2 separate regions of the Homo sapiens genome follow, and region 2 is linked to region 1. Evidence: chromatin contacts called from ENCODE Hi-C or POLR2A ChIA-PET data. All regions are on one chromosome and are shown on one strand. The core of a region is the stretch at or near the end of the contact, and the rest is flanking DNA. Distances in the headings are between cores, read along the strand shown.

What was found. A loop is a pair of places that touch in the nucleus more often than their neighbours do. ChIA-PET counts read pairs that join two places held with the same protein, here RNA polymerase II (POLR2A). Pooled maps may share reads with other maps.
Region 2: a loop to region 1 is called in a map with no recorded cell type, with 2.6 times the contacts of the local background. The contact joins the promoter of CD14 here to the promoter of PCDHB1 in region 1. A Hi-C loop is called at or near these places in 1 of 37 single-sample maps with no recorded cell type and 8 of 50 pooled maps. POLR2A ChIA-PET finds 5 or more read pairs at or near these places in 1 of 52 experiments (MCF 10A).

What each region holds. Positions count from the first base shown.
Region 1 is chr5:141,049,619-141,052,815 of GRCh38, forward strand. PCDHB1 (protocadherin beta 1) reads left to right here and starts at 1,756. Exons shown (of 1, transcript NM_013340.4): 1 at 1,756-3,197. The coding sequence starts at 1,853. PCDHB1-AS1 (PCDHB1 antisense RNA 1) reads right to left here. Exons shown (of 4, transcript NR_105056.2): 3 at 1,261-1,552. It also overlaps PCDHB@. RefSeq lists an enhancer at 1,337-2,165.
Region 2 is chr5:140,631,438-140,634,755 of GRCh38, forward strand. It overlaps CD14 (CD14 molecule), which reads right to left and starts at 1,738. Exons shown (of 2, transcript NM_000591.4): 1 at 1,632-1,738; 2 at 295-1,543. The coding sequence starts at 1,634. The coding sequence ends at 419. It also overlaps a transcript of TMCO6 not described here. RefSeq lists enhancers at 381-882, 611-670, 883-1,382.

The DNA.
Region 1 (3,197 bases), core at 506-3,005:
GGTGTACAGCTTCCCTTGTTATAATAAGTCAGTAAATATAACTTTGTTCAACTACAGGTGTGTGTCTGATGGTCTCTAGCTAAAGGACATTGACAATATATTGGTATTTTATACGGTAATGGAAATAAATGAACTAGAGCTAAAGATAACACCAATCTTACATTGAGCTAAAAAATGAGGGAAAGAAACAAAATTCAAAGGATTACCTACTGTACACTTTACTTGATACATAGTTTTGTTTTATTTCTACTCATACTCAAGTAAGATATATAGTTTTCAAAAGAGGCAAAACTAAACTGTTTAAGGATGCACACTTAAGCCAGGTGTTAAAATAACTGACAGAGATTGAGAGATTCATTAATTCCCTCATGTCAGGATGTAATTAATGTTCTGTACACTTTCTACTTTCATTCTTTTTTTCCTATTGGAAAATATAGTTAGATTTCCGTTAAGTGGCCATAATTTTATAGCACCTGGGACATAAAGTATTGAGCACAAATGAGAAATCAAATGTTTTAGGTAATGAGCATGAGACAGCATCAGAAGACAAGTTCTAGTTCTTACACTGCCATGAGTAGCTGTATGAATTGGGCAAGTGACTTCATCACTTCGGGCCTTAGTTTCTTCATCTGTTTTTTTTTTTTTTTAAAGTGGAGAGTGGGTGAGAAGGAGACTGGATCTCATCTTTCTGAAATGTCTTATTAAACATTCTATTATCCTATGATCATAAAGGAAACTCAACAAATATCTCCTATATTTCTATTAGGTCATTTTCAATATGTGTAAGCAATCTTATTTTATTTGCTTTAAAATCCAAAACCAAATATTTATCTTCATTTGATTTATTCATTATATTATCTGGGAAGCAGAGTAGTGTACTGATTAAGAGCATAGACTTCGGAGTCAGACAAAATTAAATTGAGTTTTATTTCTAACATTTGCTAGGTAGGGGACCTTGACATAACCTCTCCCATCTCACTTTCTTTGTCTTTTTTTTTTTTTAATAATGTCTACTCCATATAGTTGTTGCAAGTATTAAATTAAATAATGCATGTAAATCACTTGTCATAGTCTCAGTACATGGAAATCATATCCAATAAATACTACTGCCATTATAATCATAAGTGACAAGCCAGCTGCTCCCTTTGTGCACGTGTATACAGATATTTGGAGGGGGGCGGAGCGAATACGTAGAAGTAGCATGATAGCGTAGTGCAAATCAAGAGGTCAGTTGGCTTAGTCCCCTGTCAGTGTACTTACTGGACCTCAAGTTTCTGAAGGAGAATGTCTGTTCCCATTCCTTTTCCTACTGACCACTTCCTCCACATTCTCTAGCTCCCTGCCTCATATATTTGGCTTGGGCTTCGGAAGACTCTGCAGGATCCTTGTGCTTCTTTCTTGGTCTCTGGATGGACCGCAGAGTGTGCAGATGTAGCTTAAACTTGTTGCTGTTCGCCCACAGCTTCAGTGGCTCCAGACAGCTAGCAGATAGAATGACTTCAGCTTGAACGACTAATCTCATTGGCTTCTCAATTCCCAAGGACTTTTTTTCCTGAAAGGGAATTAACAGGTGAGTCTGTTGTTGCTTTGGCAACAAACTTTCAACCTCTACCTAACTCTCCGGAATGAGAACATATCTATTAATACATTCGCTAGACTGGGGAGTTGAGTCGCTCAATGCAAATTTTCTTTCAAGTGCAAAACAGCTTAATGGGCTCGGCTAGCCTTTGGTGGTGCTGCAGTTAGAGGCTAGTGAAGCGGAGAGCAGCTGTTGCAGTAACCTGTTGCAGAAAAGTGAAAGTATATCCGCAACAGTTGGCTCTGATTGCAGAGAGCGCGCTTGTGAGAACTGATGGCGGGTACGCGCAGAAAATCTTTGCAAAACAGGCAAGTGGGATCTCTTCTCATTTTTCTGTGCATATCTGTGGGGGATGCGACAACTATCCGCTATTCAGTGGCAGAGGAAATGGAGAGCGGCTCGTTTGTGGCCAACGTAGCTAAGGACCTAGGACTGGAGGTAGGGAAGCTGGCTGCGCGCGGGGCGCGGCTGGTTTCCGAGGGCAACAAAATGCATTTCCGGCTCCACCGCAAGACGGGAGATTTGTTTGTGAAGGAGAAACTGGATCGGGAGTCACTTTGTGGCAAAGCCGACCCTTGTGTTCTGCACTTTGAAGTAGTCCTGGTGGAGCCGCTGCAGTCCTTCCGGGCCGAGGTCAGGGTATTTGATATCAATGACAATGCCCCAGTTTTCCTAAACAAGGAGCCGCTTTTAAAGATTCCGGAGAGCACCCCTTTGGGTTCACGTTTTCCTCTGCAGAGCGCCCAGGATCTGGACGTGGGCCTTAACGGTCTCCAGAACTACACCCTGAGTGCCAATGGGTATTTCCACCTGCACACCCGCTTCTGCAGCCACGGGCCTAAATATGCTGAGCTGGTGCTGAACAAACCCCTGGACCGAGAGGAGCAGCCTGAAGTCAACTTGACAATTACGGCGGTGGACGGCGGGTCCCCGCCTAAGTCTGGCACAGCTCACATCCACGTGGTGGTTCTGGATGTCAACGACCACGTGCCCCAGTTCTCGCGACTGGTGTACAGAGCCCAGGTATCAGAGAACAGCCCCAATGGCTCTTTGGTGGCCACGGTGACTGCCGTGGACCTAGACGAGGGCACCAACAAAGCGATAACTTACTCTTTAGCTCAAAACCCAGAAGCAATTCTCAAGACGTTTCAGATTGACCCTCAAAATGGAGAAGTTCGACTAAGAGGACCCCTCGATTTTGAAGCCATTGAAACATACGACATTGACATTCAAGCTACAGATGGTGGAGGCCTCTCTGCCCACAGCAAAGTCCTGGTAGAAGTGGTGGATGTGAATGACAATCCTCCCGAAGTGATGGTCTCCTCTGTGTCCAGCCCACTCCCTGAAGACTCACCACCACAGACAGTAGTAGCCCTTTTCACTATCAGAGACCGGGACATTCGAGTGGGAGGAAAAGTCACCTGCTTCCTCAGAGAAGACCTTCCCTTTGTAATCAAACCTACATTTGGGAATTCTTACTCACTGGTCACTGACAGAAGCTTGGATCGGGAGGAGGTCTCAGGCTATAATATCACCATTGTTGCCATGGATACTGGACCACCTAGCTTGTCTGCCGAGACTATGATAGAGGTGCTAATATCCGACGTTAATGACAATC
Region 2 (3,318 bases), core at 488-2,987, 420 kb before region 1:
GGAGAGGAAATATTTTGTATCTTCCAAATATCATGCAAATACCTTTTAATCCAGATGCCAATAATCTGCTCAGAAAGCCCTGACTGCACACTCATTGTTTCTCCCATGCAGCCCTAGCCAGGAGTCCTTTCCTGGCTCCTTCTATCCCCGCAGTTCTTTTCTTGAGGAGGACAGATAGGGTTTCTTAGGGAGTTAGGATGAAGAAAGCCTAAGTATGATGAATTCCCCATCCAGCACTGTGCCCAGCACATAGCAGACATCCAATAAAGGTCTGTTAAATGAATGACACGGACCCGTTGTTTAAGATTTTAATAAAGGTGGGGCAAAGGGTTGAATTGGTCGAAAAGTCCTCAACGTCCTGACGGGACTCCCCTGAAGCCAAGGCAGTTTGAGTCCATTCATTATTCTGTCTTGGATCTTAGGCAAAGCCCCGGGCCCCTTGGAGCAGCACCAGGGTTCCCGACACCCCCACCGACAGGGTCGAACGTGCACAGGCTGGGACCACGCCGGAGTTCATTGAGCCCTCGTGGGGGAGGGCAGTTCCAGGGACCAGGAAGGGATTCCCGTCCAGTGTCAGGTTATCCACCTCGGGCAGCTCGTCAGGCTGCGGCGCCCTGTTCAGTCTGTTGCAGCTGAGATCGAGCACTCTGAGCTTGGCTGGCAGTCCTTTAGGCACCTGTTCCAGCCCAGCGAACGACAGATTGAGGGAGTTCAGGGCGCTGGACCACATGCATCTCGGAGCGCTAGGGTTTACGGTGGCGCGCAGCGAGTTGTGGCTGAGGTCTAGGCTGTGGGGCTGCACACCTGCCGCCGCCAGTGCGGCGCACACGCCTGTGGGCGTCTCCATTCCTGTGTTGCGCAGCGCTAGATTCTGGATGGCCGGGAACTTGTGGGGACAGAGAGCCGCCATCAGTCCGCGTTCGCCCAGTCCAGGATTGTCAGACAGGTCTAGGCTGGTAAGGGCCGGGAAGGCGCGAACCTGTTCGCAGGAAAAGGCAGGCGAGTGTGCTTGGGCAATGCTCAGTACCTTGAGGCCTGGCTTGAGCCACTGCTGCAGCTCGGCGAGCCAAGAACGCCCTGTCGCCCACGACACGTTGCGTAGGCGCAAGCTGGAAAGTGCAAGTCCTGTGGCTTCCAGAGGCAGCGGAGGCATGGTGCCGGTTATCTTTAGGTCCTCGAGCGTCAGTTCCTTGAGGCGGGAGTACGCTAGCACACGCAGGGCGCCTACCAGTAGCTGAGCAGGAACCTGTGCGGCTCCCACTGTGAGCCGCCGCACGCGGAGAGCCTTGACCGTGTCAGCATACTGCCGCGGGTCGGCGTCCGCATCGACGCGCTTTAGAAACGGCTCTAGGTTGAGACCGCCGGCATGGATCTCCACCTCTACTGCAGACACACACTGGAAGGCTTCGGACCAGTCGGGCTGAGGTTCGGAGAAGTTGCAGACGCAGCGGAAATCTTCATCGTCCAGCTCACAAGGTTCTGGCGTGGTCGCAGAGACGTGCACCAGCGGCAGCAGCAGCAGCAACAAGCAGGACGCGCGCTCCTGGGGAGAGAGCAGAGGTCTAGGAGGCCCCATCCAACCCCTGTGGCTCCCGAGTGGCACGCGTTCGACCCCAAGACCCTACACTCACCATGGTCGATAAGTCTTCCGAACCTCTGAGCTCCGGACAGGCTCTGGAAGTGCTTTAGCTTCTTTCCTACACAGCGGCACCCGCCGGCTTCCAGGCTTCACACTTGTGAACTCTTCGGCTGCCTCTGACAGTTTATGTAATCCTGGGATGTCATTCAGTTCCCTCCTCTGTGAACCCTGATCACCTCCCCACCTCTCTTCCTCCGAGCCAGCCCCCTTCCTTTCCTGGAAATATTGCAATGAAGGATGTTTCAGGGAGGGGGACCGTAACAGGAAGGATTCTGCAGGGCATCTAGGGTTCTGTGTCTCCTGGCAGTGTCCTGATGACTCAGGCGCCCCAGGCGGTGAATGCCCTGTTGACTCGGGAGCCTAAGCCTTCTCTGGTGGGTGTGGGAAAAGGATGATCCTCAGTGCCTTAGGCCAGTACCATACTCTGCACTATCCAACCCCCCAATCCCCCTACCTTATATCCCAGAGAATCTACTTGATTCATTTCTTTGACTTCTTCCTTGTCTTGGTTTATGTTGATCTCCTGCCACCAAATCCAAGTCCCTGAATATCCTCAGATATTTAACTGCATGTTTTGTGGAAGAGATTGTGAACCTCATCTGTTGGCACCAAGGGGGGTAGAATTAGGTTCAAGAAAAGGAAGTTGGTCTAAAGAAAAATTCCCCCTTCCTTTTTTTTTCCTTGCTCCTTTGATTAAGTAATAACTTTCTTTCTTTTTTTTTTTTTTTTTTGAGATAGAGTCTTGCTCTGTTGCTCAGGCTGGAGTAGAGTGCCATGATCTCGGCTCACTGCAACCTCCGCCTCCTGGGTTCAAGCAATTCTCTGCCTCAGCCTCCCGAGTAGCTGGGATTACAAGTGCCCACCACCACACCCAGCTAATTTTTGTATTTTTTAGTAGAGACAGGTTTTCATCATCTTGGCCAGGCTGGTCTTGAACTCCTGACCTTGTGATCCACCCGCCTCGGCCTCCCAAAGTGCTGGGATTACAGGCGTGAGCCACTGTGCCTGGCAGTACTAACTTTCTTAAAAGTGGATGTATTTAACAGAGACACATTGGCCAAGTCTCTGGGTCACTTACACTATCCATTTTCTGTCCTGAAATTGTGAAGCAAGGTATTTTGAATCAGTTTTCCCACTTGCACGTTGCTCTCTCCTGCCCTCCCCTCAGTACAATCTCTGTGCCCTAGGAAGGAAGGGATGGGACTATGTTGAATGAGGATTAATTAGTAACTCACCAGTTTCGCAAAAAACAGACAAAAACAGAAAACAAAACAAAATGAAAAAAACAGCAAACAAAACAAAACAAAAAAACAACAAATGTCCCAGAGAATAAGGAGCTACGCATTTACAACAGCCCTCACAGGTCCACATCCCTAGACCTCTGGGGAAAGAACTATATGAAAGTCTTTTTTTTTTTTTTTTTTTTTGAGACTGAGTTTGGCTCTGTTGCCCAGGCTGGAGTGCAGTGGCGTGATCTTGGCTCACTGCAACCTCCGCCTCCCAAGTTCAAGCAATTCTCTTGCCTCAGATTCCTGAGTAGCTGGGATTACAGGAGCCCACCACCATGCCCGGCTAATTTTTGTAGTTTTAGTAGAGACAGAGTTTCACTATGTTGACCAGGCACTCCTGACCTCAGGTGATCCGCCCGCCTTGGCCTCTCAAAGTGCTGGGATTACAGG